2 separate regions of the Mus musculus genome follow, and region 2 is linked to region 1. The links are chromatin loops, found by intact Hi-C in ENCODE. Cell type or tissue: left cerebral cortex. All regions are shown on one strand. Each heading gives the region's core, and the rest is flanking DNA. Links, peaks and the distances in the headings are about the cores only.

Region 1 (15,633 bases), core at 4,928-12,927:
TTCATTTATATCACCTTCATACATGTATATATTTTATAGAACTTTACTATACTATGTTTCTATACTACCTTTCAAATGGCCCGAATTCTAGCTGTCACTGCCAGTATTTCCTTTCTAAGCTTCATGTTTCCTTACCCTCCCTGCTTGGTTTTCCCATTTCAACAGCCCCCACCCTTAATATCCCATTCTGTTTTCGTTTCCTAGGAGATATAGCCCTTCAATCCCTCGTTTTATATCTACCCTCTGTGTTTCTATGGATTATAGCTTGCTTCTCATTGACTTTACAGCTAATATACATATAAGCAAATACATACCACATTTGTCTTCCTGAGCCAGTGTTATCCCAATCAAGATGATGTTTTTCTAGTTCAATCCATTTGCCCATGAATTTTATTATTTCATCCCTTTTAATGGTTGAGTAATATCCCACTGTGTAAATGTCACATGCTTATCCATTCTTATGTTTGTGGACATCTAGTTGTTTTCAATTTCTGGCTATTATGAACACAGCAGCAATGATCATGGTGACGCAAGTATCTCCATTGCAGGATGGCATGTTCTTTGGGTATATGTCTATGAAAGTAGTCCATGAATGGTATAGCTGGATCTTGAAGTAGATCTTCTCCCAGTTTCCTGTAAAATCAGCACACTGATTTCTATAGTGGCTGTACAAGTGTGCCCTCTCACCAGCAAGGGATGAGGGTTCCCTTTATTCTGCACCCTCACTGTCACCAGATGTTGTTCTCCTAATCTTAGCCACTCAGATAAGAGTTAGAAGGAAACAAGCAGTTTTGATTTTCACTTCCCTGATAGTTATGAATGTTGAACATTTCTTTAAGTGCTTCTCAGCCATTTGAGTTTCCTATTTTCATAGCTTTGTTTAGATCCATACCCTATTCTTTTTAATTGTGCTATTTGTTATCTTATTATTCAGCTTTTCAAGTTCTTTATATATTTTGGATATTAGTGCTCTATGTTTTTCCATTCTGGACACTGCAGCTTTGTCAGACTGATGGTGTCCTTTCTATGCAAAAGTTTTAGTTTGCTAAGGTCCAATTTATTGTTGATCTTAGTGCCTGCGCTAACAGGGTTCTGTTCATAAAGTATTCTCCTGTGTCAATGAGTTCAAAGCTATACCCCACTTTGTCTTCTATCACATTCAGTGTGTCTGGGTTTATGTTGAAGTCTTTAGTATATAGGGAGTTAAGTATTATGTAGTGTGATAACTTTTAAGGAACATAACAATATAATTATTAAAACTTGGAACCTCTTGCGCTTTTTTTTTCTCTCCTTTAAAAGTATCTCAGAATGAAATGGCTGTCAGCAGGATGAGGCACATGCCAGTAAACACCGCCAGCTTGAGATGGTTTTCATCCCAGGACTTTTTTTTTTAGAATTGTCTATAAGCCAATTGTGAGAAAATCTTAGTTAGTTTTAGGAGTTTTTCTCTGTAAAGAAGTGAGTTCAGTTCTTATCTTGATTTAGCCATTTTCTAAAAGCATACAGCAAAAGTTGTTTTGTAATTGTAGTTAAATAATTTGCATTTTCAAATAATCTTAGTGATATATATATATATATATATATATATATATATAAAACATTATTATGTCATCAAAAATACAAATATATCTAACTTATGTTTTTAGGTTGTGTGTCTGTGTATCCATATATATATATATGTGTGTGTGTGTGTGTGTGTGTAGTATTTATTATAGAAGTTTTATATTGATAATATATTGATATCTTGTTCTGAAAGCAACATGATGCCCATGTAACACCTATATTATTACAATATAAGGAGGAATCTTGAATATTGTTTGTTACTATGCCTTGATTACATTATTAGCATTAGCCAAGACTGGGTGGGAAGAGATTTATCTGATGAGTCATGTTGCCTGTCCAGGAATAGCAGATGTTTTAAACAATCACGTGAACACGCTGCAAAGCTTTAATCATGCTTGAAAGTAGGCATTAATGAAAACAATTTTTGGAATCCATCCCTTGAAGTAATGTTGACTCGAAGAAATATTAGTGCCCAAAAGCTATATCATGCAAAAATACTAACTTAAAATGACTTGAACAAATCATAAAAATTTAAAACAACCAAAGATACCTCAAACCCTATGAATTTTAGGTGAAATCTGTTTACACACAAAATATAGATTAGATTTTAATCTATTGTGATAGTTATATCTGAGTTCATGCATTCATTTATGATAAACATAATGTAATTACTGTGGCAGGTACTGGAGTCTTGCTTACTTTTAACACTGCAATAAATAAAATGCCTAGGCTGAGCATTGGATAGTTCATTTCACTGTACATAGTATGGATTTTGTTACATACATGGACAGAGAATTTAGTAGTGAGTTTGTGTTTATTTGATTATCTAATTTGTGCTTTCTATGTTCAATCTTAGCTTTGTCTCTTATTCTACTTTACTTTTTAATTGTGTGCCTGCATTCATTTGTATGTGGGCTAGTGCCCCCATATGAGAGTCTGCAGAACCCATGTATAACCGGATTTCCTGCAGCTGGGGCTGGAATTGCTGACAATTCTGAATCATGCGCAGACATGCTTATAGCCAGAATATGCATCTTGACCAAGAGCTCCAAGTACTTTTAACTTTTCTTTCAACTCTTCATCTCCAATTTTGCTTCTCTAGTGGCTGTGAAAATATTATAAATGCCTCTTCTTTTATTGTTCTTACTCCATGAGTGGAAAATATGAATCTATATATTAAATATTAATTTTTTGAGATTTATTTTTCAGTATATATACCTGTTATTATGGGCCTGCCACAAAATGCATGTTACAGTCAGAGGACAACTTGAAGGGGTCTGTTCACTCTATTTATGATGTGAGTCCCCAGGACTGATCTCACATCTTCAGGCTTGCCAGCAAACTTCTTACTCACTAAGACATTTTTGGCAGCTCCATATAATATACATTTTGGATATTAATGTTATAGGCTATCTGTATACATATCTACATTTTTAGTGTGCATATTTGTGCTGTGCAGTGGGATGTTTTTACATAAACACACATAATAAATTATGACCAGGGGGAACAAATTAGCATACCTGTGAATTTTTTTAATTACTTTTGTTCATATAAGAGCATATAAAAATCTGCCTTCATAAATACGTGTGTATCATATAATATTCTAACTTCTGTCTTCTTTGATACATTCGTTATTTAGTCTTTCTTATAGGAGTGCAACTTTACCTTATTCGATATACTTTCCATAGACTTTCTCTCTTACTTCTCTAGTAATACTCAACTTGATATATGAATTGACATATTTCTGAACTCTACATAGTGGTGAGCATTTTCTTTCATTTTAGTTCTCTTTGATGCCATTCACTGTCCAGACAATTCCAAATTTCTTCCATGTCAATAATGCAATGTCTCCTGTGTTTTAAGCTTTGTTTTATCTTACTGGATAAATATTTTCCACTATTTCTTTATTGATCCATTATTGGATAGTTGTCCCAGTTTCCATAGTGTGTCTATTGTGAATCCATAGCAGCAAACACAGGAAAACTGGTTTGTCATGGGGAATGGATGTCACTTCCTACGGAGACATGTAGCTGGGGAATTATGGTCACATTCTTGTTCGATTTCAAGGTTTGGCAGAACCTTCATTCTCTTTCCCATAGTACATACAAACAAGTACACACACACACACTTAAAAAAAAAACAAAACAAACGCAAAAACATTAAAACCAAACATGTAAAATCAAAATGTAAAATGCAAAAATCATACAAGAATTGTCAACTTAGAATATAGGCAACTGTGCTGCTTTAATACATAGAATTGCCAATGCAAAATTGTTAACTACAGGGGAAAAAAGAAGGATAAAAATTAATTTGGCCAAAAATGCACTAAACACAGTGGCAGATTACTGGACACTCAGGATGAATGTCAGTTTTGAATATCATGGTGTTTGCTGGAGTACTCTCTGAATCTAAAAACCCATATTCATCTTGACCCTATCATAGACTAATTCAGTAAAAAATGGTGATAGAATATGTGAACGTCAGATGAAGAGAAAATGAGAAATACCAGTAGGTGTCCATCCTATACAAGAATGACATCAATGAACATGCTAATGTGGGCAGAGGAAAACACACAAAGCCTCAACCCTTGACAAAGAACAAAAGACAATTAAGGAATACTGATGTGGAGGAAATCATCTTCCTAGGGAAGAACATACCATATCATTATCTAACACCACATGTTCAGTCCTGAAAACATAAATACCATTGCGATTATACAGAGTAAACAGATTGTATTTGTGAATTTAGAAATGCACACATGTAGCCAGGTGTAGTGGCACATGCCTTTAATCCCAGCACTTATGAGGCAGAGGCAGGCAGATTTCTGAGTTCGAGGCCAGCCTGGTCTACAAAGTTAGTGCCAGGACAGCCAGGACTATACAGAGAAACCCTGTCTCGAAAAACAAAACAAACAAAAAAAAAAAAAAGAAAGAAAGAAAGAAAAAAGAAATGCACACAGGTATAACAAAATTCAAAGAAAAGGGTGACAATGAATTTGAAATGGAACAATGGAGATACAACGGGTCTGGAAGAAGGAACAGGAAGCAGGTATGATATCATTATAATCTCAATGATCTAAAAAAGAAGAATGCAGTGCAATTAATAAAGTCTCTCTTTGATATGTGTTTTATTACCAGAAAAGTATAAAATTCTGTTTAAATACAGTTAGCAATCATAAAAGTACTTTAGTTCTAAGCTACATGCCATACAGTAGTAAGATCATAAATGGTGCTGTAAAGAGTAAAAGCCCATGGCTAGAGAATTCTCAGGCTAGCACAAGGCTATTGATGTTGTTTTCTAATTGTCATGCTATCAAACTGACTTCTAAATAACTATGTTTATAACCACAGGTTCGTGCTGCATTGCATGTTGCCCTATATAGGAGTGACAGAAATAGGGCACATGTAAAAGGCCTAAGTGGGTACCTAATTCACTAGTGTGGAATGATGAAGAGGAAGTATGCCCTGTCAATCATGGTCATAAGGAATATATCAAAGAAGCGAGTTCACGACACTTCTTTACTTAGAACTTATGGAAGTATAATATATCATTTTCCATCAACTTTGAAAGCAAAGGGGTTTAAGTGCTAATATGTAACCTGTAAAAATCAGTAATGTACATGGTGTTCTTATGTTGTCGTGTAATACATGGCCCTTTCTGATGCCAGGTATAGGGTTTTTTTTTTAACCATTCTTAATGAACCTAGAGTGGTAGATATTATTCAGATTAACATTTAATGATCAAGGGTACAATGGACATGCTCAATGTATATACAATGAGTATGCAGATAGACTTTTGCTTTTAGGAAGTTTAAATCACACTTAGGAAGTTTAAATGACTCTTACATGTAATGAGTAATGGGAAAGAAAGATCAGATCATACAATCAAGAGCTCAGGAACTAAAAATGAAAGGCAAAGAAGAGTAAGTTAGGCAGGTTATAGACCTTGATTAAGTGCAAAGAAACAGGCAGATATCACTTACTCTCTAAATATGTATCGGGGGGGGGGAGGAATGGGCAAAATAGTGCTTGGGAAGAAGGAAATTTGAAAGCCAGGAGTAAGAAAGGGAATGGTTTATAAAGAGATGCTAACATTTGATTTTACATTAGCTAGGAATGACAGCAGGACATGGAAATGAAAGTAGCTACGCGCCAGATGGAAATCCTCATGAAAAGTTCTTGATGGAATGGTTTCAGCATCATGTAAGTGAAAGCAATATTCCAGATTGCAGAGGTGGAAAAAAAAGAGGGAGAAGATCAAACTGTCAAGATCAAACTGTCATTAAGTGCTAGAGAAAAGGTATGAGAGAGAAACTATAGAGTAGATTGATGGAGAGTTAATGTAGAGGGATAGAGCTATAGGAAAATATAGAAACAATAATATTTTGATTGTACTCCATGAAGCAAGGATATCAAGAAGTACTTATACTAAATGATGGGGTGAAAGTTGGAGAATTCACAGTGCTACATAAGGTCATGATTTTATGTAACCACAGGCTACTGGGGTAGATCAGAAAGTCATTTTATTACCAGAATACAGTGTATTTTATGAAGACCAAAGCAAAGGTTCAGTGAATTATGTAAGGTGATCAAAACACAATAAATAATAGGCCCTACCACTTAGTCAATGTGAAAAATCACTGTGTGAAAAATATATAAAAAACTGAAAATAATGGGCTTAAATAAATATTTCTAGCCCAGAGCTTAAAAAGAAAAACCATGTTTGGTAGTGCTCTTATTACCAGTATGATGCAAGTAAATATATCATAAACCCATTGTTTTGAGTAGTAACTGTGCTTGAGGAGTTGTATAGGGGTCAGTGACATGGCTCAGTGGGTACTGTATCAGTGACTTTGTGTAGATATGATAAAAATACCATTTCCAAAACAATTAACAGAATACATAGTCTATTTCAGTTGAGGATTTCAGAAGAAGAGCTCAAAATAGCAGTACAGGCCTGGGAACAGATGGTGACACAGGTGACTAAGAAATCATAGCTTCAACCACACACATGAAATAAATAGTGACTGGAAATTTAGTGAGTCTGTGGACTCTCAAAGTCAGCCATCCTGTGATCTGTGTCCTCCAGAAAGGCTTCTTGTTTTAAAAGGTCTGTAATCTCTTTAAATAATGCCAGCCACCAAGAACCAAGAGGGACTAAATCTTCAGTACATGAGCCTATGGGAACTATTTTTTACTCAAACCACATACTCATTGATTATAATAATCAATTATTTCCTGGTGGGATTGCATTGAGATCTTTGATTTCAAATCAATACCTTTAGTGTACAAAATAGGTCAACAAGCATTAGTAATTTGTGTACTGTTACTTAGTATTTTAAAAGTTTAACACATTTTTTATTTTTAATCTAAAGTGCAACTGGTAGTACTCACTAAATTTTCAACTATAGTTTATGACTGCAAAATATTTCTTAAAATTCTATATTATTGAGCAAATGAACATGTCATGAAACTGATGGAAATGGTATGAAATTAAAAGAGGAAAAACATTTCAAAATTGAAAAGAAAGTATAGTTCCATATACTTGACATGAAGTTTTTCTGTGTATAGCTAATTAACTGAGACCAATTTTTAAGAGTTAATAGTGCATGTTAACCTTCAATACGAGAGGACATACTTTGATGAGGGAATGGCATGTAAGTCCATGACTTTTCAGCATTAAATGAAATCCTAAGGCATAATAATGTTTCTGCATACCATATAGAGAAATATATATACAACCAATCTCATTCAAATGGACTTTGTCATAAAAATACTGGTATTTTTTAAAAATCAAATACAGGTTTTATAAGTTAGCATCACTAACTGGGCTCAAGTCCAGTATAGTTTGAAGCATACGTATACATTTATATGTTGTGGTGTCTTCTCTCTCTTTTCTTCCACTATGTGACCATACCTGGGGTGCCTACACATGGAAGGAACAGCAGGATAGGTAACTTTCTCTCTAGTGCAGATATCATAGCAACTCCTGTCCCTTCCAGGGGTCATATACAGGAACAGGAGGCCAACATAATATAGACCAATGTCATTAAGCTGTAGATAATCTGAAAACTGCACATTTGTTTCAAGCAATAAAATATGAAAGTTAACATGTAGCATAGAGTTACTGCTCTGTATGTCACAGTACATAGTAAGTAAACAGCCTTAGTATTTGATAAGTAAACTTAAATTTATTTCATCAAATGAAAATTTAGACATTTCATATTATAGAGCACTGTCAACCCAAAACAATGAAAGAAGATATACAAGAAACTTTAGAATGTGAAAATTCCTCAGTCATTATTTCATCAAGTGTTCATGAAAACATTTGGGAGGAATAAACCAAACTCTCTGCTCAGTATACGTTGTCAGACATATTCTTGAAGTTATAACTACAATTGGTATAAGAATTAAGATGGAAGATATACCTCCGAATTTTTTTCCAATTTAAATTTGAGCATAGTTAGCCATGACTGTGGACAAAGAATATTCAAATGAAGCATTTTTCTATATTCAAATTTATTTTTTTAAAAAAAGATTTCCACATCTTGCTCCAGCTATGAATTCCTCGAGTCACATTAATGGTGATCTTGCTAAGATTTGAAAATTTTCTAGTCGTTAAAATTAAAGGTAATGGTCTGACTGGCTTCTTTAAAAACTCCTGGTAAGTGTGTGGTAGTTAGTAATGATAATTCCAGCACTTAGGCTGAGGCAGGGAAATTTTTCTGAGATTAAATAAGCCAGGGCCACATATAGTAAGACACTGTATCAAAGATCTCACCCTCTAACCAAATAAACACGTAAGTAAATACCCAGGGTAGTACACACATTTTTATTTCTCCTTTATTTCCAATTTTATGTTGATATTTCCATTAATATAAAGCACAATTTCTAATTCAAGATTACATTTTATTTCTTAAAATGCAACTCTGTTCGTTTGTGACCAAATGTTCCAGAGTATGCTGACTTATACCTGTTACTTATGTCATACCTTGTGTTCTGGAGGACAAATCTTTCTACAGAGAATGAAGAGTTCCCTAATTCTGTTGACACCTGTTGTCACAAATGCTAGCCACATTTTAACCTTGCCATAAAGTCTAATCAACGTAAGAGCATTTTAATGTACCTGTGGCAGTGCTTTTAGGAGAGAGAGAATAGGTCTTCTGACCTTCATAAGTGGTATTCGATGCTTACTCCGGGGATGATAGAATTAGCTTAATTTAAGGTACAATTTGATGGAAATGCTTTCCTGCTTAAAATTAGATGCTCTGCTAATGCCCACAACGTGAAGAAGGCTGAATGCTATGAGTTTCTAATGCAATAGAAACACAAGTGAGGCCAGCGGAGTCATTTTGTCGTCAGTAATCAGCATGAGGTTGCCCTCAGTGCCTCAGGTTCTTATTTTTAATTTAACAAGAAATCTTAAGTGTACCGTAGTGTGGACTATATTTGACTCAGCTATTTCCTTAGAAAGAAAGTGCAATACTTTACTTCCTCTGACCTTGAGTCAAAGCTTTAGACTTCATGAGGAATGTACATGAGGTATCAACTTTAAAAGTCTATGAAGACTATGATTCTGAGTGGATTGGGGGTGAGCTGGATAGAAAGAAAAGAAGAAAGAGATGGTTTTTTTAACATGGCCAGATGGTAATTTTTACTAGTTGGCAGTGTGATGAAAAGCACGTTTTTTTTTTTCTTTTGAAGGAAAGTATATATTATAGTCTGGCACAACCGAATGTGCAAAAGCATCCAAAAATAGATAAAATATTCTTTAGCTTGGAAGTAAATTTATGGTAAACTTCTATAGTGCATGGCATGAGGTATTTAGAGCAAGGAAAGGTGGCAATGAGTCTCATTCGAAGAATTCAAAGTGAGGAGGTGATGCCGAAGGGAAATTATCCCCTCTAAAACTTACATTCTGTTCTTAAGCCATTTTTTAGGATCAGTGGAAAGCCGGGTGATAATCTTTTGAATAGTGACTGCTTTCTTCTGCTGCTGAGGACACCACCAACTTTGTTTAAGTCACAGTCCATATTTTCACAGCTGTAAACCATCCAAACTCTAGTCTTCCCAAAGGAGGCTTGTGAAAGTCTGTTCTTACACATTGAAGAGCTTGGGGTCCAGCATTTTGCTCATATGAATATGTGCATTTGTGACATGAACTGATAAACCATCACAGCCCGCACACCAAGAGTCCATCTATTGACATGTCACCTCAGATTACACTCTTGATTTAATTCAAGATTAGTATTTTTGAACGATTTCTAAATTTCTATTCTATTTATTTTTAATTTTAATTAAACTTGCTATTTGGCTTTTTCAGACACATGTGTTGTATGTTTTGGTCACTTTAGTGGACTGAATTCTATCTCCTTCTCAGACCTGCTAAACCTTGCCCTTGCTACAAGTTTCCTTATCACATTCATGACTTCTTTTGTTTAATGCCACACTGAGTCTAATCCAGATGATCTATGTGACCGGGAACTTGGGCGTATCTACTGAAGTCTGATAGGCTCACATGTGACGATATTACTAAACACACTGGCTACCCCTTACTCAGTATCATCTTGTAGCCAATTGTACATCATAGAGAGGTAATGCCTCAGGGATTGCTCTTCCTTCTGTGCGTGACTATTGACAGGATCAGTCTTGTTCAGCTACATTGGAGATTACCTCAGCAGCTACAGGATCATGGTGGCAATGGATGAGTGATTACTGGAAGATAGGTTTTGTTTGTTTGTTTGTTTGTTTCAGCCTTTCTCTCTATTTCTGGCCCTTCCATTCCTTTTTTATAGTTCTATAACATCTGGATGGGTGATATTTTTGTATTATTTATAGCTGAGCACTGAACCATCACTTGTTCTTAGCACTTAATGTCAGTATATACATTCACTATTGTTCACTGCAAAGCATCCCTTCTGTGATTAAGGTAGAGAATAACATATGTATGTGGGTATAAATATAAATATTTAGAAGGAATTCTGAGTAAATATTCATTTAGCTAGGTCGTATATCCTCTTCTATCATGGGTTTTTTTTTTTTAACTTGGTTTACTATACCAGTTATGAATTCCCTCCTGTGGAGCAGATCTGACACCTAATGGAACTGGCTGGTTACCTCAGTAACCTATTGTTTTACTATTAAGTCAGATGTCTAGCAGGTTTATCACTGTAGTTCATAGACCTTAGAGCTTGTCTATCGATGTCTTACGCCCCCCTCCCCAGTAGTCTGCATAGTAGCCTGTAAGGATGTAAATGCAAACAAAAAGAAAACTTCCTGGACAGTTCTTGATTTCTGTGTCTTATAAGGTATGCGGTGTTATAAGCCATCAAGTCTTACCAACTCTTTCTAGTAATCAAACATGCCAAATTTTAATAGACTGCATAACTTTAGTGGTCTTTGAGATGCCCTGGACCTCATAATGACGGAATCCATGCTCAACTATGGTGTCTTTGTTGAATAACTATTGTGCTTTTACAACAGCATTATTTACCCATACAGGATATCTCTCCTATTTTTCAAAACATATTTCTTAAATTGACCTAGCAAGTAAGAAATTTTCATGTGGATTTTTTATGCAACTAATGTTTTAATTAATTCTCCCACCTCCCCTTCCCCATTTTTCTCATATTCAGCATACACATCCCTGATGAAATATATACGTAAATGTTTCTCTTTCATGATTTACTAAATAAGAGCCTCATCAACTGTTGGTGAATTTAAACTTATCAAGATTATAAACTCAACAATATTTCATTGTTAATTCCTTGTCTGCCAATTAAAGATATTTAAGATTCTTTTGTCTATCTGTGAAGTTCTTTTAACTGTAATTATAAATTAAAATTGAACATGGCAAGAAATCCTGAAACAATCTCCTCTGTGATTTCTTTGACACTATCTTTCAGATCCTCATCATGTCAGACTTGTGTCCTTTGTGCCCTGCGTAGACCTGCCTCCCAAAGTCTGATTTAATGTATAGTCCATCTTCACGCATATGTAACTTCCTGAAAAAATAAATGTAGTTGCAACTTTTGCTTACTTCTCATTGTTTTACTTCTCATTTTTTGCTGTCCTTCTTTCATATTATATATCCTTGTGTTATGACTGTGAGTTAAGTCTTTTCTTTCTTTCTTTCTTTCTTTCTTTCTTTCTTTCTTTCTTTTTCCTTCTTCTTCTTCTTCTTCTTCTTCTTCTTCTTCTTCTTCTTCTTCTTCTTCTTCTTCTTCTTCTTCTTCTTCTTCTTCTTCTTCTTCTTCTTTGGCTTGTTGAAATTGGAAATTGATTGCTTCATTTCTTGTTATTCACACACAGACTCCCATACCCTTTGGTATATATTCCCTAATAGCATTTTCACTAATTGTATCAGTTTATATGTTCTCTTACATATATTAAGCCTTAATTGAATTATGATAGCTAGTAGAATTTTTATATGTAATGTTTCTCTGGAACTGTATGTCGATAGAAATTAACATTGTTTGGAACATTTACTTTGATTTTTCTAAATATGTTATTTAAATATAGCATCATTTAAATATAAATACTTAAGCCATATTCACTCTTTAAAAAGTTGTCTTTGCCTTACAGACCATCTGCTCAGAAACATGTTTGTTATAAAATCTACCATCTTAACCTCTTTGCTATTCAACCATCCAACAATCAATATACACTAACAAGTAACTAACTGCAAAATGGTTGGCTAAAAGACTGCTAGAACCTCAACCTATGAAAAACACAGTGAGATAAAAAAGGCTATATGAGAAATGGTGATACATTTCTGTTTATGCTTATAAAATAAACATATTGCTTTATGACATCAAATTTCAAGGAAAAAGTACATTTAAAAAAGACCAGAGAACCTAAGTCAGATAAATGTGAAGAATTATAGATAAAACAGATTTTTAAGAGATAGGTAATCCTAGATGCTTTCATTGAGATATATTTTCCCTTTATAAGAGATCTGGTGTTTTATAAAACTTGGATATCTAATTCTATTAAATATATGCATACACATGTGTGCACATTTATGATATAAATGTGTATTGAAATTTGCCTCAGATTTGAGAACTAGTATCTAAATGATTCTTCAAAAGTTCTTTCTCTGGCCTTTCTTTGGATTCTCATGAGTTTGCAAAGTATATATTATTGTATCAGTGAAAACGGATACTTTTAATATTAATAGGGCAGGAGAAATTTTATTGTGAATAAAGGGAGGAATAGTCAGAGGCAGGGACATCTGGGAGATTCCACAGTGGGCCTGATTAGACTGAACTGGACCCTGTAGGGAGAGGAAGAGAGAAGGGAAAGAGAGGAACCAGGTGCAGCAACCAGGAGTCCCACAAGAGGGCAGAGTAAAAGGGTCAGTTAATGAACTGATTGGATTATATAGGGAAGGAGAGATGGGAAAGAGAAGACTGGGCACTGGATTGGAGAATTTAGGATATGTGTGTGTGTGTGTGTGGCAGGACTGCCCTGTAACAGGGAGAGACTGAGGGATGCAGGGAGAAGCTGGTGCCCCAGCATTTGCTTTGGTATGCTAAACAGGAACCTCAGCCATCCCTCCCTTTTTATTGATAATAAATAAATGATAAGGGATGAGGCAATCTTATGTGTGACTAACAGTACCAAGTTGCTAGCATCCATAGGTGGTATTTAATGCACCACACGTCTTGCCCATTAGAAAGCATCAAACATTGCTGAAGTGAAGACAAGTAAGAATAATATTTAGCTTAGTTATTGAAGAGACCATACCAATACAAGTGATTCATTCAGTTCTGGATTTTAGTTCATAAATATGGGCAAGATAGAGGATACTTCTAATTCATGTCAGATTTCAGACAATTATCAGTATAGTGAGTTTAGCAATGACTTGAAGGTTGTTCATTGAGGTTGTTCATAGCCTCGTCTTTTTTCAGCACAGTTCACTTCCCAGATGAGAGGTTATAAAACCCATTTACATAAGGTAGACCTGAGAGGGCGAGGATAAAAAGGTTCAAAGTCATTTTACTGTAGTGCTCAAGAAAGATGATAATGAATTGTCTCTTATCCTATTCCTTATTTATTAAATTATTGGATATTTTATATATTTTCTTAGATTTCAGGATTTATTTCAGTTATTGCTGGTTGAAAGCCATTTTGCTTTCAATGTGGCCTTTATTTTATGCCCATTTACCGTATCTTAGTTGCCATTAGCTACATGTTTTGGAATATCAAGAAACTATTGGTGGAATTAGAAAAAATAGTAATTAGCCAAACTCTTCCGAACACAAACAGCCTGGACCTAACCCGATATCTCCCATTTTCAAATTATGTGATTTAGAGCCAGCTAATTATTTTCTGAACTTAATTTTTTGCATTATTATTATTATTATTATTATTATTATTATTATTATTATTTTGGTTTTTCAAGACAGGGTTTTCTGGTATAGCCCTGGCTGTCCTGAAACTCACTTTATAGACCAGGCTGGCCTCAAAGTCAGAAATCTGCCTGCCTCTGCCTCCCAAGTGCTGGGATTAAAGGTGTGTGCCACCACCGCCAGGAGCATTATTTTACATACAAAAATATATTAAATATATATAAGACTAAAATCTTCACAGTCTTTGGTACATTAAAAACTTTAGAGAATATTCTATTAGAATTTTGAAAATTCAGTATTGGTATTTGGTTGTGAAATCTCTGGTGGGTCTGAGATATATCAGCATTCTCCTGTTATGAAGGATTCTTATCAGAGAACATTTTGACTGTGTATAAGGAAAAATTGGAATTATGTCTCAAATTAGAAATCCATTCTTAGTAAGTCATTGGTTATAAAGCTTCATGTTTCCTGGGAAATATGTTTGAGACTTAATTAGTTATAAATGGAAATGGCTAGGTTATGTAAAATGAAAATGCTGCAATTTTTGTGTTTTTCTTTCCTACACTTAATTTTATTTCATCAGATAAAAAGACATAAGAAATCTACATTGCTTTCTTAGGGGGGGGCAGCATAAACACACGAGTTAGCAACAGATACAACTATATTTATTTCTTTTATATCAGGAGATGAAATATACTTTTGAAATTTTTTTATGTAGACATAGAAAAATGATGATCAGTATTTAATGGGAAGAGTAATGCAATGACTATCTGAGACTCTACACAAGGCCTCAGTAAAGGTGTTGTGAGCCGATGATGTGCAAACAAAATTGGGAAAAACATAACTTCCACGTGGAAGTGTCGTGAGTGATAAATGAAAGGGTGAAGATGAAAAGATCACAGGAAGTCAGCTCCGATGAAATACTGCTTCCATCACTCCGGGAAGATTAAAGTGGTGAAAATCAGATTAGTTCTTGGTCATTTTGATTCACCATGCTATATATTTTCTACCTTAGGTTTCTGGGGAGAAAAGTCTAAGAAAACAATAATTTCCTTCAAAGGAGAAAAACTTGTGGATAAACATAAATGCATCAGAGCTCAGATCAGTTCTTCGTCCTCATTAATAACTGTTCCAGGTTTAGCAAAGGTCTAAGCTAGGATCAGAGTCCAAAGAGAAATCGGGGCACACTAAATAGCTCTACATAGAGTTAACATATGCAAGTGTATCTATTCTTAAATTACTTTATTTTTATAGCAGTTATAATCCCCAGAATAATGTAGCAGAAAAGCTATGACTAAGGAAGACTTTCAGTGTATTTCTGGGTTAATGCTACACAGAATTAAAGAGCAGAACTATCTTGAAATAAATTTCTCCATACTCTACTCTTTGGACTATCTGTCACATTGTACTATAGATTTTGGTTTCTAATGTGATTGCACTAAATTTAATAGGGTATTTTTTAAATGTACCTTGTGAAATCTTTGATAATTAAATAGTTACAACAGTGTCTTCATATACAAATATTTACACACTTTCATAACTTATTGTTATTTAATTGTATTGTAATTCAAGATTTGCTTACAATGAAGTCATTTATTAAACTACTTTTTAAAATAGTTTCATGCATTGTGTCTCAGCACTGGGGTGGGCATTGGTTCCCTGTGTATTTTATATATGATCCCTTAGAATTCTATGTGTTTCTAATGTGACAATAACAC
Region 2 (15,680 bases), core at 3,892-11,891, 55 kb before region 1:
CAACGTTATGCTCACTATATGGGTTGTGAAAACTCCCAATTTACATTAAACAGCCTGAAAGAGTTTCTCTGACCTTGAATAAATGGCTTATTATTCACATCTTTAAAAAGGTAAAGTCCTGAAGCTAATCCCACCTTACTGAATTTTGTAAGCGCTAACTGAATAAGGACATGAGTTGAAGACGCTGATTCCCAATGCGCATTTCCCCCAGGAATCTGCAGGGTAGTCATTAGAAGCTACAGGGTTCAGGTTCAAGTCCAAAGTGCAATCTGTGTGTCAACACAACAGATGCTCTGAAATGTATACTTCTCCTTGAAGTTTTCAGCCTTACAGTCTAGCAAAGTTTGCAATGCTGCGTATAAACTACTGTTAACCCAGAGAAAGAATACCGTTTTCATGTATTTCTTTGGTTCTTGAAGATTTGTGGAGATATTTAGGAAGGGGTTGTGTTGCCTGGTGATCAAACAGAGATGCCCAGTCACGCGTGACTGAAGGAATTTTGGATGCTGCAAGGCTATAGTTAATTGCTCCTCTATCCCGTTTTCCCTGTGGCTGCAACGCAACTAGGATTTCTGCAGATCTGTTTTGGGGACTCCAGGTAGAGGGTGTGTAGAAAGCAGATCTTGGGAACATCTCCAGTGTGGGAGGAGCCCGGAGCTTACCCTTAGCACCACGGACAGAGCACTAAAACCTCGGAGAGAGGCGGAGAAAATCAGGCTCGCCTCACGTGGGGAGGAGGGAGCTCTGTAGCTGACAGGCTGGGAGGAGAGGAAAGAAAACGAAGGAGGAGTGCTCTGGGCGGGGAGTGGAGAAACAAAAATCTGGGCGCATTTAGAGCATCAGGTCCTGGGGGTGTTGTTCAGCTGCAGTGCACTCTTAATTCAGGCGGACCCTGCCTGAGTTGAGTTTCTCAGCAGATTGTCAGTCCCTGTTGGAGCAGACTGCCATCTAGACCTGACTCCTGGTGAGTTAAGCTGAGAGGTGTATGCTTTGGGGGGTCTTGAGCTAGGGGCCTGCTGGTCCTTTTTCTTTTTTTCTTTTTTTTTTTTTTTCACAGCTGATTTTATTTACCGATGTCAAGGACGTACTTGGTCTTGACAGAGAAGCTGGGGATAAGGGGGCAGGGGGTGGTGTTGATCTTCAGGCAGAAATTGGATGAAATTCAATTCAAATAAGTGGGCTTGAGAAAACATCCACGAGGGTAGGCATTTAGTGTGTGTGTGTGTGTGTGTGTGTGTGTGTGTGTGTGTGTGTGTGCATAATAAGATAAATAAGCTCTTAGGACAAAAATTCTGGCCACCCATTCTGCCCGACTATCATCTTGCTCCGTGCTCAATTTTTGTCAAGTCAAGGCATGGGATTAGAAAGCCATGGGAAAGTATATTTGGGTGTAAGAAGCAACAGGGAAATGTGACCTACCTTTGCGCCCAGGAGTGTGCTCCCTTGCCTTTCTATTGATTGACCTGGGTTCTCTTTTTCCTTTCCTTATCCTTTCTGTACTTTCTCTGAGCTCATTAAAGGGAACTTCAGTCTCCCAGATAGGCTTCACATGTGACGGCAATTTAGCTTAAAAGCCATATTGATTCACTCCATCTCCTCTTCATCTTCTCTGTTCCAAAACTGGTACCTTTTTTTTTTTTTTTTTTTTTTGAGGGGGGCTTAGGGAGGAGTTGAAAACATAACTTTGAAGAGGATGACTTACGGAGAATGCTTTTCTCCTCACTTTGGAAATCTTTGGCTACAAGAAGAGTGGTGAGTTCACATGAAAAGGAAGGCGATTTATCATCCTGTGAAGGTCTCCGAGAAAGGATTAATGGGGTTTTCAGGAATTCCTTCTGGTATGGGCAATTCTCCCGGTTAACCTCAGTATAGGTTTATTTTATACCTGCTTCAGTGTGCCTTTAGTGTGTGTGTGTGTGTGTGTGTGTGTGTGTGTGTGTGTGGCAGAACATGCTTATTTGTGAAAAGCAGAATTCTTTAGGTATTTCAAAGTTAACTTGGTTTAGACGGTGCATGGTACAGTAATAGTAATAGCTCATCGTTGTGAACACAGAAGGTTGTGTATTTTGGTACAGTTTTTTAACTTCCATTATTGTTTCTGTTATGTAGCCTGGGCCTCTGTTTCTGAATTCAGTATTTATTTGTACCCTGTGGTGAATTACCTGTCAGTAGAGTTTATGAATGTTTCACTTGTCCGGTGGGCTACCACAAAAATTAGTAGCAGTGAGGTATACAACTTTCTCATTTATCCCAGACATGGGGGTGAGATTTAAAAAATCTTCCAGGTATTTGATAAACTTTCTCTCTTGTGAAGGATCACTTGACACTTATTAGCACTTCTAGAACGTTCACAACCCATACAGGTGCACGCAGAGTTCACTCATGCAGAGCCTTCGTACTCTACTCATTCCCCTTCAGGCCACCTGGATCAGGGCTGCACCTGAGTTAGAAATTTCCAGTGCAAACATCTTGCTTCTCCATCTTGTGGAAGTTTTGGGAAACAGAGATATCAGTTCGATCTTGAACATGAGAACTGGATCCTGGAGGAAGGAACAACTGTTTTAAGTTTAATGAATGCCATGTTTTAACGCAGGAATGTATTCAACTTCAATTTTAGGTCTTTTCCAGAATTTACACACACTTTTAGTTTAGACTACCCCAAGAAGAATTTAAAAGCATGATGGCTGAAAGACAATTTTCAAGTGTTCTCGGTATTTAACTGATTTTATCTTTTGACAGAGAAGACTTTGAACACAAATGTACAGAAGTATGTCTCATAGCAATGTTTTTCATCTTCAAATGGCTCCGAAGTCCCTAAGTGTCAATGTGTCCCCTTAAAAGAGGTAGACTGAAAGGCAGTCTCAATGCTTACTCAGAATATGCATGGGGCCAACGCTTGTCCTGTGATCCAGAAGGCAACCCACATGTCGATGTGTTTAAACTACCCAGAGTGAACTATAAATACAGATACAACTTGCTGTAAGAGCAAACTTCAGCCTTCAGAGTGAGTTGTTCCCGAGAGTCCTCAGGCACATTGTCAGAAGCTGCATACTTCATGTTAGTTTTTAAAGGAGACTGGCTTTAGTTTTTAAGTTGTGACCATGTTTATCAAAAATAAAGTATGAGTAGTTTGGTGCCTAATACAAATAGCTTCAAAATAAGCTTATTTTAACTATTAGGGGAGGAATGAAAATCCCATATAGTTGACTCCTCATTTTGTTTATTTAATTTTTACTATCTGGTAATAGTGACTCTCTCTGTGTCTCTGTGTGTGTACATCTGAGTGTGTTCTAAATGTTCATATCATAGGTTGGAGCTCAGTAGTTAAGAGTTCTTTCTGTTCTTGAAGATCAGGGTTCAGTTCTCAGCACCTGCATTGGCTTGTTAACAGCCACTGTAACTACTCTTCAAAGGAGTCTATTGCTCTCTTTTGGCCTTTGCAGATCATATATATGACTACACACACACATACATACACACACACACACACACACACACACACATGTACATGAACAAATAAATATTTAACTTAAAAGATTCCATATTAATTGTTAGAAAGTTAGTGAATTTTGAGAAGGTTGTAGCTGTTGGTGTATTCTATGCTCAAAAAAAAAAAAGACGTTGTGGGTTTGTCAATTATAATGAATACGAGACTGAGAACTTATTAAAATCTCATAGACTTCAAAAATTATTGTGAGAAGTATAAATTCAATACATAGACATGTGGTGATTAAATAGAGGCTGTGCAATTTTTTGCATCTGATTGTAGAATTTCATGCAAACTCACGAGTAGGTATTCTCAAATGAGTCAGTATAATTAGTTCTCTGGCTCCTGGCCATTTGACCTAATCCTTTCAGGATGACTTAAAACATTTTTTTTCTGGAATCTTAAAATCTTATCTTTCCTCAGATCTTGTACAATATCTCAAGTAGGGCATTTGGATGCTGGCATTATTTTATATTTCTGAGAAGGAATCCATATCCAAGTGCCTTATTTCTGTTCCTGTGTGATTCATTCAGATACATATTAGCTGAGATTTGAAAAAAAATATGGAGAAACTCTAAATACATAAGTTTAGTTTTCAGGAAAGACTGTGGACAGTGGTACATCTTTATTTCGAAGTTTATCTTTATTTAGAAATTATTTACCTAGAATATAACTGAAAAAGGGAGACATGCATATACTTTGATGTGATAAAACTAATAGTGCCTAGTCGTCTCTGTTCTGCATACCATCAGAATAAAGATTAGAAATTATGTGTAAATTCCAAAAAGAAAATTTGGGGACCAATAAAGAATATGCTTCTGAGCTCCCCAATAAAATCGAGGGAATTTGACAGCTTGGTGTGAGTGAGTGTGTGTGTGTGTGTGTGTGTGTTTCCATATCTGGTTAAGGCTGCTGTAGAAAATAATGATACTGATTCACTTGCTGCAGTATTTGAACAAGTTTAGACATAGACTGTTAAGGTTCTGTGGTCCCACGAAAATGATTGCAGTTACTACTCACCTCTCAGTTTATCTGACCTACTTTCATAACACTGTGTGACTGAGGTGTGGTCCTGCCATGGTGACAGTGAAGGTGAAGCACAAACATTTGTGATGAAAACACAAAGTTCTCTCTCTCTCTCTCTCTCTCTCTCTCTCTCTCTCTCTCTCTCTCTCTCGTGCCCACTGAATAATGTTTACATGGAAAATTTGAAACTGAATTTTTTCACTGTTTTTAGAAAGTGCCTAGTGGTTTCCACATAGATCACATTAATGTAAGTAAACTAGACAAGACAAGAGAAGAAGAGATGGAGGAGGATTAGACTTATTCTCTCAGATCTATGCTCTTGTTCATTTGAGATTTCGTTAACCCTCTCTGAAGTAGTATTGCAAGCATGAAGAAGTATTACAAGGTATTCAATGCATAAAATGTATGGAAATCTGTGCAATATAGTGTTGGTTAACCATCATGGGCTTCACCTAAGCACTTTCAGTGTGAGATATCTTTGTGTGAGTATATTTGAGGCAGTATTTAAGAATAATTAGGAACAATAGGGGGAAATCGAGGAGCTACGACATTGACTTTGACCAAGACTTTATTCTTTGTGTGTGGTTGATGCTAAGCAATTGAAGCCAGGACCTCATGCATTACATTTAGACTGTAATTCTTGGAAAGAACAATTTTGTAACTTTTGGCTTGCTGAATTTTTCTCTTTGTTGCAAACCAAGCATCTAAAGTGGATGGGTGAATCAAGTCGTACTTGAACTCCAGAGTTTTCCACTGAAAAGACTATGCATGTCGAACCATGTTTTTCTTGAGGTATTAAGGTTGAACAGAGAAATGGTAATAGCTAAGTCAACAAGTGTGAAACCTTTTAGATTGAATGAGAACTTTGCTAAGTTTAGGTGACAAAATGACTCCCTAGAAAAAAAGAACTTGCCCTGCAAACTTCACGACTAGAATTTAATTCCTGGATCCTATACGGAAAGGAGAGAAAGAGACTGTCCCTTCACTCCTATGCAGGCTATGGCATACACGCACATGAACACACATGCACACACACACAAATTATGAGGATTCAACATTTAAAAATAAATTATAGTATGTTTATCTGTCATCACATGCTGGTTCCTTCTATATTAAAGTGTTCAGGTGAATTATGTATGTGAGAGGCGCAGCACATCAGGATGGTACCTAATACATATTTTTCCTGCTTTCATCCATGAGTTTGGAGAGGTGCTTTACAATTATCTTCATCCTCAAATTCAGAGTCAGCCTTGCATATACCTACACTCATCTTCTACTCTTAGTCTGGTATTTTATAAACAAGACACCACATAACATTAAAATAAGTATTTTCACAATGATTATTATTATTATGTAGTACCAGGGAATAATTATCAGATGTAGGATGCAGGACAGTACTACATCAGTAGAAAGACAAACATTTATTAAACAAGAGAAATGCTCTCTTTTTCTCTTCGCCATTAGGAATTTTCTACTGGCATTTGGTCAGCAATTACATGAGAGTTTCTTTTTCTGTTTGCATAAGATTCTATTTGTGGTAGTGTAATTCATGTCTGGATTTTGACCATTTAACATGGAAATAATGGATACTGGATTAATGATTTAGTTTGAACAAATGGGAAGAAATGGACATGTCTTGAAAATTATGCTTTGAAAGTTTTTGTGTCTACTGAACACAGAATCATAAAGCAATGTCTGAGGCTTGGGTGCCTTTAGCCATCTCCCTGGCCCACATTAAGTTCCTTATGGATATGTAATTGGTCTTCTTGAAAAATATTTGACTCTCCTTCACATTGTCTGGGTTAAAAGGATTTTATTTCAGGCGTAACATTTCAGGTCAGCAACTACTCTGTTCATAAGAATACTTACATGAAGATGTTCTTCCATCAGGTATGTAGTGGTTATTGGGTAACTGAAATGGGGTTACAGAGAAGGGAAATTTTCATTCTGGACTATAAATGTATATATTCCTATTGACAAGACAATGATGGTACTTATAAAACTGCAGCTCAGAGGATAAATAAGAAAGACATAATACCCTTCCAAGGGAAGTCTTGTTTCTGATCTATCACTTCCTCTCATCTGTCCTTGAGTATTTTCTTAAATTTGTTAGGATAATATTTATTGCTTCTACTCACATAATGATGTATTGGCTTTTCACTGTTGCTGTGACCAGTTGTCAACAAAGCAAAACTCACTGTCTTTAGATTTTTAAAATCAGAATACCAATACTTGCTCATTACAGTTCATTTTATTTTATGTTATTTATTTTTAAATGCTATTTACTTGTGCATATGTGTGTGTGTGTGTGTGTGTGTGTGTGTGTGTGTGTGTGTGTGAAAGAGGGGGGAGAGAAGCATGTTCAAATGCATACAAATACAGAGGCCCTAGGAAGGTGATGGATTCATTCAAGATAGAATTACAGGTGATTATAGAGGTTATGAGCTCTCATTTCTGCAACTATAATTCTGGGTTGCATGTTTGGTCACCTAAACAATCTAGTAGAGCAACTGACTCACGTTGAGGTTAAATAATTGAAATAATCATTGAGGACATTTGTTTAATCTGCCACTGATTCTACTGATGTCCTTTTAACCTCAAGCCCCCAAATTAATTGCTTCCTATGGAAAAATAATATATCAGGAACAATAAAAGTTTTAGATCTTTTTTGAATATATTAATGTTTAAGTTTTCTAGTAACAATTGATAATTATAAATTTATATTCATAAATTTATCAAATGAATACTTACTATTTGCAATCAAACAGCCAACTTAAGAAATTAATCTCATTATTTATCTATGTTAACATCTAAATCACTTAGCTATATATTGCCAAGTATCCTGTTGTCCTTATTTATTTATAAAGCTTTATACTTTCCATGCCATACCTGCATCGTGACCACAAAAGTTTATTTTGTCTTTTAAGCTTCATAGAATCCAGACCTCACAGGATTTCTGGAGTTGAGCAATAATAATTAGTTCACTTCACACATTAACTCAGTGAATATATTTTCTGATGAGTTATATGGCCATGTGAATTGTATTTAATGATAATCATGTCATCCTTCCAAATACTCCGGTAACCCCACAGAGGACCATTGTGTAAGATGGATGCATTTTCCTTCTGTGCTATTGTTCTCAAAATGAACTTGAAAATGCCCTACTCAGATTAATTGAATGCAAATGAATTCATGTTTCCTCACAATTTTGTCATTCATTTTTCTTAAAATTATATTGTAAATAGATGTGACATGCTTTATGGTTGTTGTGCAAAGAGCATCGTCCTTCTTAAAAGCCTTGTCATTTGTTAAAAAGAAACCATTAAGAGTAAAGTAAATTATCTTATCTGATCACAGTGGTAGCACTGACCTTCAGACAATAAATTCTATGACCAGTAGAACAAATGAACTATATTTGAAGTGGTGAAAATTACATAGAAAATTTATGTTCAGATACAAAACTATTATAATTATGACAATACACCTACATTTTTGTCTTTTAACTTTAATAGTAGTTTTACATTGGATTGCCACATTACACTGTCTCCTTGCTTTACAGAAATTCTAATATCCAAAAATTATAAGCTACTTTAATTTCTTTTCATACTTATTTCTTATGGCATGAGAAATATTTTGAGTATTGAACTCAAGAAAAAAGACATTTGGTATAGCATGAAATTAAAGAAAGTTGATCCTTAATCATCATTTTGATAAGAGACAGAAATCTCTTAGCAAATACAGAATCCCGAGGATACACTTGTTGAGGGAAGATAAGATCGGACTATGGAATGTGGGTGATGTTTAAGTAATTTCTATTGATAAAATTACAAAAATTTCCTGTATAATTTTAGCTCCCAGACCCAGAGTTGCAGAAACTGTAGCGTTGCGGAAGCTACTCCTCCAGCCATGTTATTCTGATGAGCAAATACTTCAACTGAGTTTTCAGCCATCATCAGTAAGAAGGATGGTGGTAGGCTGCCTGTACACATGGCCCTCTTTAGCAGGCCAACTGTCACTCTCACCACCCACTTCACTGAGAACATATGGTGTTACTTCAGTTGCGGAAGGAAGTGTGTGTGGACATGTCTCCAAGTGGAGAGCTGATGGTGATCTTCCTCTTGTTGCTCATGCCACCAACTGTCTCTCACTCATTATCCATATCCTACATCAAGGGTAGTATGTGTAGCAAGTGAGGCTGTTATTAATTTTTTCTCTAGTAAATCATAAGACTGACTGGATGTTATCATTATACATTTTGTAAAAGCAAGTAGCGTAGCGACTTTTTAAAGGACAGGAGTAAAACATATTTTCAATCAATCAAAACCCAACTTGCAAAGATTCTATAAAAAGAAATAGCAAAGACATGGGAAATGTAATTGGGGTAAATTGTATAAAATAGTTGATCAGTACACTACAAAGAGATTTTTGCAAGCACATGGAGGAATTGATGAGACCACATGATTGGAATGAAGCACTATTTAATACAGGATGATTTATTTAATACAATAGTCTAAAATATTGAGATAGAACTTAGGATTTAAGCATTGTGAATTCAAAATTAGGAATGGGAGTGAATGCATTTTAGAATGGTCATGGAACTCATATACACAAAGCTTGTCAGATCTGCATTCTGATTAGAAGCATACTTAGTGGGTTTACTGCCTGGTTTCATGTGTCAACTTGACACAAGCTGGAGTTAGCACAGAGAAAGGAGCCTCCCTTGAGGAAATGCCTCCATGAGACCCAGCTGTAAGGCATTTTCTCAATTAGTGATCTAAGGTGGGAGGGCACATCGTGGGTGATGCCATCCATAGGCTGGTAACCCTGAGAACCATAAGAAAACAAGCTAAATAAGCCAAGGGAAGCAATCCAGTAAGCAGAACTCCTCCATGGCCTCTGCATCAGCTCCTGCCTCCAAGTTCCTGTCTTTTGTGAATCCCTGTCCTGATTTCCTTTGGTAAGGAAGATCAATGTGGCAATGTAAGCTGAATAAACCCTTTCCTCCCCAATATACTTCTTGGTCATGATGTTTTTTGCAGGAATACAAACCCTGACTAAGACATGGGTTCACACTGGTGTAGCACTTAGGCAGGATTTGATAGAAGTAATATACCTATATCTATATCTATCTATATATCTGTCACACACACACACACACACACACACACACACACACATATCAAGGGATATGAGAGAGAGAGAGAGAGTGGCTCCAAATGAGATAATGGCACTTGAGAACACTCTTGGGATATTACTTGACATTTTTTATTATCAGGTTTGTTGCATTTTTATTTTCTAAGTGCACTTCAGCAGCAAAGAAAAAAAATGAGGATTTTTTCCCCCCTCTGGCTATTTCATCTTATATGTTCTGCATCATCTTTTCTCCTAGCTCTGGGGTCTATTGTTCCTGTCATCAGGGCAAACTCTTGAGAGCCAGGAAACATCTGAAAATTTCATATTTCATGACCAGCCACACATGTATGCACATGACCACTTGCTAAAGGGTGCAAGGAACCTCGTAGCCTGGAGTGGGTTGAGATGAGACACAGTAGGCCTCTCATGTGGCTTTAAAGACTGGGGGTCTCCAGATGTTCTAACTCTCTAACTGTACTGAACCACTGATGATAACTTCCAAAAGGTCCTCAAAACTTTCTTGCTCTTTCTGAGGGTAAAAAGCTGCTGACAGGCCATTTACACCTGCAGTCTAATAGCAGGAGGGAGGGAGGGATGGTGATTAAGTAATGTGCCCTTTGTTCTCTTCTCAGCAGGGGCTGTGCTGCTCTAACTGCTAGTAGAAGTCACAGGAGAAAAAAGGGACACTGAAAAGTCATTATAACTTTGTTACTAAGGTGCAGAAAGTTCTCTAAGAAAAAAGAAAAAAAATGAATGAATAAAAAAGGGGGTAGAGAAAATTCTTCTTCTCTTTGTTGAAGAAGTTTTCTGTTGACAAAGTTCTTTGGCTCAGTTCTTCTTTGTCCTCAGCACTTATATATCTATCAGGATACATACATGATCACATGTCAAAAAGTTCATCACAAATTCACACATAAAATCAAATCATAAATTGAAATGGAAGTTTACAACAGCGAATGTTTACATGCATATCCATTAGGAGTAATTATCTGGCTAAACATCCATCACCTGTCACAGCTACCCCGGTTCACTGAGAGTGAAAAACCATAACTAAGCTATTAGTGAAGTATAGATAAACCTAGTCATTATTTTACCTTCTGTCCTAGCACCTAGAATAAATCATTAGTTCCCTTTTCATGACCTTTGGTTGACAGCAAAACTGGTAACTTGTTACTGTATAACTGTGAACCCCATAACACATGTATCAAGTAAACATTTTAAAATACAAAGAACAGTAAACCATTGACAAATGATATTTACACCAATGGGGGTGAGATGAACTTTTTAAATCTTAGTAATAAAGAAATGCAGGAATGGTGGAACCTTTTACCAATTTAAAAAATTGCCCCCTCTTCATTTGTTCTTTGGGATTTTCATATAATATAGTTTCTATCATATTCTTTCCAGTTCCCCAATTTCTCTGAGACATCCTTTCTCATCCATTCCCATTTAACTTCATATCATTTCTGTTTATTTTCTTTTTCTTTAGTGTATGTGTATATAAGTAATACACACATACACACAAGCACACACAGACACACACACACACACACACACACATATATGGAGAGAGAGAAATTTTGTGGATATAAATGTAAAAGGTAGCCAGGTGTGATGGCGCACACCTTTAATCCCAGCACTCGGGAGGCAGAGGCAGACAGATTTCTGAGTTTGAGGCCAGCCTGGTCTACAAAATGAGTTCCAGGACAGCCAGGGCTATACAGAGAAACCCTGTCTCAAAAAACCAAGAATAAACAAACAAACAAACAAACAAACAAATAAATGTAAAAGGCTCTTAGAGGAACTGGGACAAGGGAAACATCATAAAAATATATTTTATGAAAAATCTGGATAAAATACCTCATTATATAAATGAATAAAAAGGATTTCCCTTGATATGAAAACAAAAGCAAGCAAACAAACAAATAGTAAAAGGAAAAAGCCACTAAAAACATGGGGTCTGACTTGTATTGGCCTGAACATAGGGCCTGTCCTAGAGTGTAGCTGGTAGAACAACCTATTGAAAATTGACTTTTCCTGCCTCAGAAGCTATCATCTTTGAGTAGCTTCTTGGTTAGGGTAGCCCCTTCTTCTCTTTCTCTTTAGGTCTAGCATGAGCTTGTGCAAGTATTGTGCATACTGACATAGACTCTCTAAGTTCATATGTTTATCTACCCTCTGATCTGGAAAATCCTGTGTGTCCTCAATCACTCTTAGCTCTTAATCCATTTCATCACCTCTTTTACCTTGATCACTCAGTCTTAGCGGGAAGTCTCTGACAAAGACACTCCATAAAGACTCCTCTCTCTGTAATTTGTTCAGTTATGTGTCTCCAAACTAATGACTATCTACTGTAAGAAAAGGCTTCTCTACTGATGGTGGGTTGATATATTGTTTGTGGGGGCGTAATGGTGTTAGTAAAAGTTATGTTATTGTTTTTTCACTTAGAAGAATGATAGTAGTAATAGCTCTCCCCTCCCCTGGAACTTTAATCTATTTATTCTCAGGTTCTTGACCACATATGACAATATGAGATATGTGTTCCATCTCAGGGAATGGTTCATAGATAGAAAAGAAGTGGTGGGTTATTTCCATATCTTTCATGCCACTTTTTCACCTGTGGACATATCTTCCTGACATCATTATTATAACCTGCAATATTTGTAGCTGAGCGAGGTTGGAGCTTACTTTTCTTCTGTAATAGCATGTCTAGCACCTTCTAGCACTATGAATCCTAGCTATGAGAGGTGAAACATTCAGAAAAGTACAAGCTAGATTTCTCCATATTCTATGCCATAAATATGCAGTGTTATCAGCCTTGGGGGTTTAACAAGTTGTGGAGGATATCCAATAGCCTGTAATATTTGAGACAGGGGTATCTATAATCCCTCTTGGTTCAGTAACTCAGGAAGATATAACCCATTCTTGGTAATATGGGTTTTGTTTGGTAGTATACATACAATGTCTAAGTAAAATAATGTCTTCCCCATTATATAGTGACTTCATTAAAAATTTTTATATATGTTACATTGTATGTTTTAGGAATCTCCTGATTTTTTTTTTATCTTTGTGAGAATGAATGTCTATAGAAGCTAGGAAATCAGAAACAATACAAGTGGAGAGATTTTCATGGGCAGAGTGTGGAGCTTAATAGTAGAGAATATAAAAGTGGAAGAGTAAATGAGGGTGAACGACATAAATAAAGATGGGGAGCAGGGAGGCAAGGGATATGAGGCATGGGAAAGGGAAAAAATTTAGTGTGTAAGAGTATCCCAGAAGAACACTTGTCACTTGGTAAGTTAATTAAAAAATAAAATTAAAATTAAGACATAAACCAACAAAAAAGGAAGGAAAGTGAAAAGAGCTGGGTTAGAGGTCATTGGTAGAATGCTCACACAGAATGACTGGTTCAAGTCCCGGTCTTGTAATAATGTATTAGCATTCAGATTCCTAAACAAAATGCAAGAAGAACAAAGAATACCATTCATACGAGCTATCCATATTTAAAATGTTATATTTGATCATGCTACAAATAGACGCATGGACCTATGAAGCAGTTTTCTCTAATTGTAGGGTTTTTCTCTGAAATGTGATTATTAAGTCGTTCATGAGTCTGTCTTGGACTTTTTAAATTATCATTGAGCATCACTTTCAAAGAACAAGGCACTCACATGGTCTGATAGACAATTTTATGAGTTTTATTTTTGTTTCTGAAGTGCTAAGGAACAAGAATTTAATAGCATATGCGTATGTTTAATATGCATGCCTATAAAACTGTCTTTTTCTTTTTCTTTCTTCTTCTTCTTTTTTTTTTTTTTTTCTCCAAGACAGGGTTTCTCTGTACAGCCCTGGCTGTCCTGGAACTCACTTTGTAGACCAGGCTGGCCTCGAACTCAGAAATCTGCCTGCCTCTGCTTCCAGAATGCTAGAATTTTTTTAATTATTATTTTTATTAGGTATTTTCTTCATTTACATTTCCAATGCTATCCCAAAAGTCCCCCATGTCCCCCCACTCCCCACCCACCCACTCCCTCTTCTTGGGCCTGGCGTTCCCCTGTATTGAGGCCTATAAAGTTTGCTAGACCAATGGGCCTCTCTTCCCAATGATGGCCTGCCTGGCTAATCTAGGCAGTTTGCTGGCCCATACGGGCATCGAACCCACAACCTTGGCGTTATTAGCACCATGCTCTAACCAACTGAGCTAACCGGCCAGGTTCTTTATGAACTTTCACATGCCATCTATAGATTCAAGCCTCTCAACACATAGTCATAAGTGACAAATAACTTTTCAGTTATCAACACTGTACACAGCCCTTTACCTAAATTCTATCCTAGACTTTGCTTAGTTATCTGAGCAGAAATTATGTTTTAAGAGACATTTTTGTCTCTTTGAGATTAGCTGGTTAAGATACTTTTATAAAAAGAAAATCTTTTGATGTACCTTTTTTTTTTTTTAATTGGGGAGAGATTTGATTTCCTTAAGTGTTTTGTTGCCTAAGCATAATGAATATCCGGCCGCGCGATGTAGGAGAACAGATGCTTATTCTGATATATGAGATGAACTTGCTTCCCTCAGCATGCATAGGAATGAAATGCATCTGGCGTCAGTGCATAAAAGTCAATTGTGCTCCCAAATGTGCTTCTGTACATCGTTCCTTAGATTCTTTCCTTCCTAGGGGCAGCTATGCTGTCACTGGCTCCAAGGGGGTCTTTGCTTAACTGTGAAATTCAAGGGAGACTCTTGAAGGTGGAAGATACTAAATTCCTAACTTCAGACAGATCTTGAGCAGGTGAGGTTACCAGTGCATGAAGTTTGGAGTCCTGCTGAGGAATTGAAAAAAAAATGGCCTGGGGAAAATAACTCGGATCAGGAAGGATAAGTGTGTTGGCATACAACGTAGTGATCATGAGGGTGTTATAAATGTCAACCAGCACAGGGAAGGAGAATTACGAGGGGTTGGGGAAAACGAGTAAGTGAAGCTAAGCGTTTAAATGCCCCCTAGACATAGTGATGGGGATGGAGGCTCATGCTAAGCACTGGGTTTTGTGACATGTGTTACTGGTGAGGGGGTGATGCACAGGAATGCAGAATCCTGAAGAATAGCAACTTCACTTCGCTTTGCATTATCTAGGCAGCCTTTGAATATGCAGTATCTCTAAAGACTCTGCATTGAGTGTGTGATGCACTGACAAGCCAAAAGGACATCAAACAAAAAGGATTGACGAACCTAATTTTTTTCATAGAATATACCAAAGTCGCATTTAATAACCTGAACTCTAATCCTGATCAAGTAATTTTATGAAGTCACTAAAAATTGAGTCATTTCACTGCCATACACAGCCTAGAGCACACTGTCCCATTTCCCTCACTTATAAAGTGTGTGCTAAAATAGTGAGTCCATTAAGAGACGCTTACAAGGCTGCCCTAAAGCCTGGGACTAAGCACGTTGGGTTTAGGATGCAATAACAGTTAAATTCCCTTAAGGTGGAATCATCTTGGTGAGTATATGGAGTCACGGGTGACCTGCAGCCTTCCAAATGTCAGCACTGACAGGAGATGCTAAGGAAGACTTCAGTGGAAAATGAGCTTCAAATACCAAGGCTGGGGGCCAAAGACAGAGAGGTACATAGACGTCTAGAAGCAGCCAAAGACAGGGAACAGACAGGATTCTCCCCCTACAGCCTTGAAAGGTGTTTCAAACCTGGTGGTAACTCAATTTTAGCCTAACTAGCCCACTTTGAACTTCTTATCTTCTCCTCCTTCTTCTTCTTCTTCTTCTTCTTCTTCTTCTTCTTCTTCTTCTTCTTCTTCTTCTTCTTCTTCTTCTTCTTCTTCTTCTTCTTCTTCTATGCATTGCTTTAAGCTACACTTCATGCTAACTTTCTGGGAGAAAGTAGCATACTTTGCCTCTCCTTTTCCTATAAGGTAAAAAATTAAGTTTGCTGTTCTGGAAACTATTGGCGATTTGTTTTTTCCGAACATCCTTTTTCTTAGAGAAAGGAGAATTGAGGAGTAATTAACAGTTTTATTTTA

What was found. Hi-C counts contacts between places; a loop is a spot of excess contacts. Peaks named below come from ENCODE experiments on the same cell type or tissue, not always from the same donor. Only the 100,000 strongest peaks of a DNase experiment are listed, where the experiment ranks them.
Region 2: a loop joins it to region 1, with 2.1 times the contacts of the local background. A loop is called at or near these places in 3 of 42 quality-filtered maps.

What each region holds. Positions count from the first base shown.
Region 1 is chr16:75,378,676-75,394,308 of GRCm38, reverse strand. Gm30116 (a long non-coding RNA gene) reads left to right here and starts at 1,670. Exons shown (of 2, transcript XR_384964.3): 1 at 1,670-5,765; 2 at 11,468-11,575. It also overlaps a transcript of Robo2 not described here. In left cerebral cortex, for the core only: a CTCF peak has its summit at 12,897 (motif pointing right); DNase peaks (open chromatin) are centred at 5,728, 6,535, 9,265 and 9,548.
Region 2 is chr16:75,432,356-75,448,035 of GRCm38, reverse strand. It overlaps n-TIaat1 (a tRNA gene), which reads right to left and starts at 13,857; the gene lies at 13,784-13,857. It also overlaps a transcript of Robo2 not described here. In left cerebral cortex, for the core only: no CTCF peak of the experiment used is centred there; a DNase peak (open chromatin) is centred at 8,541.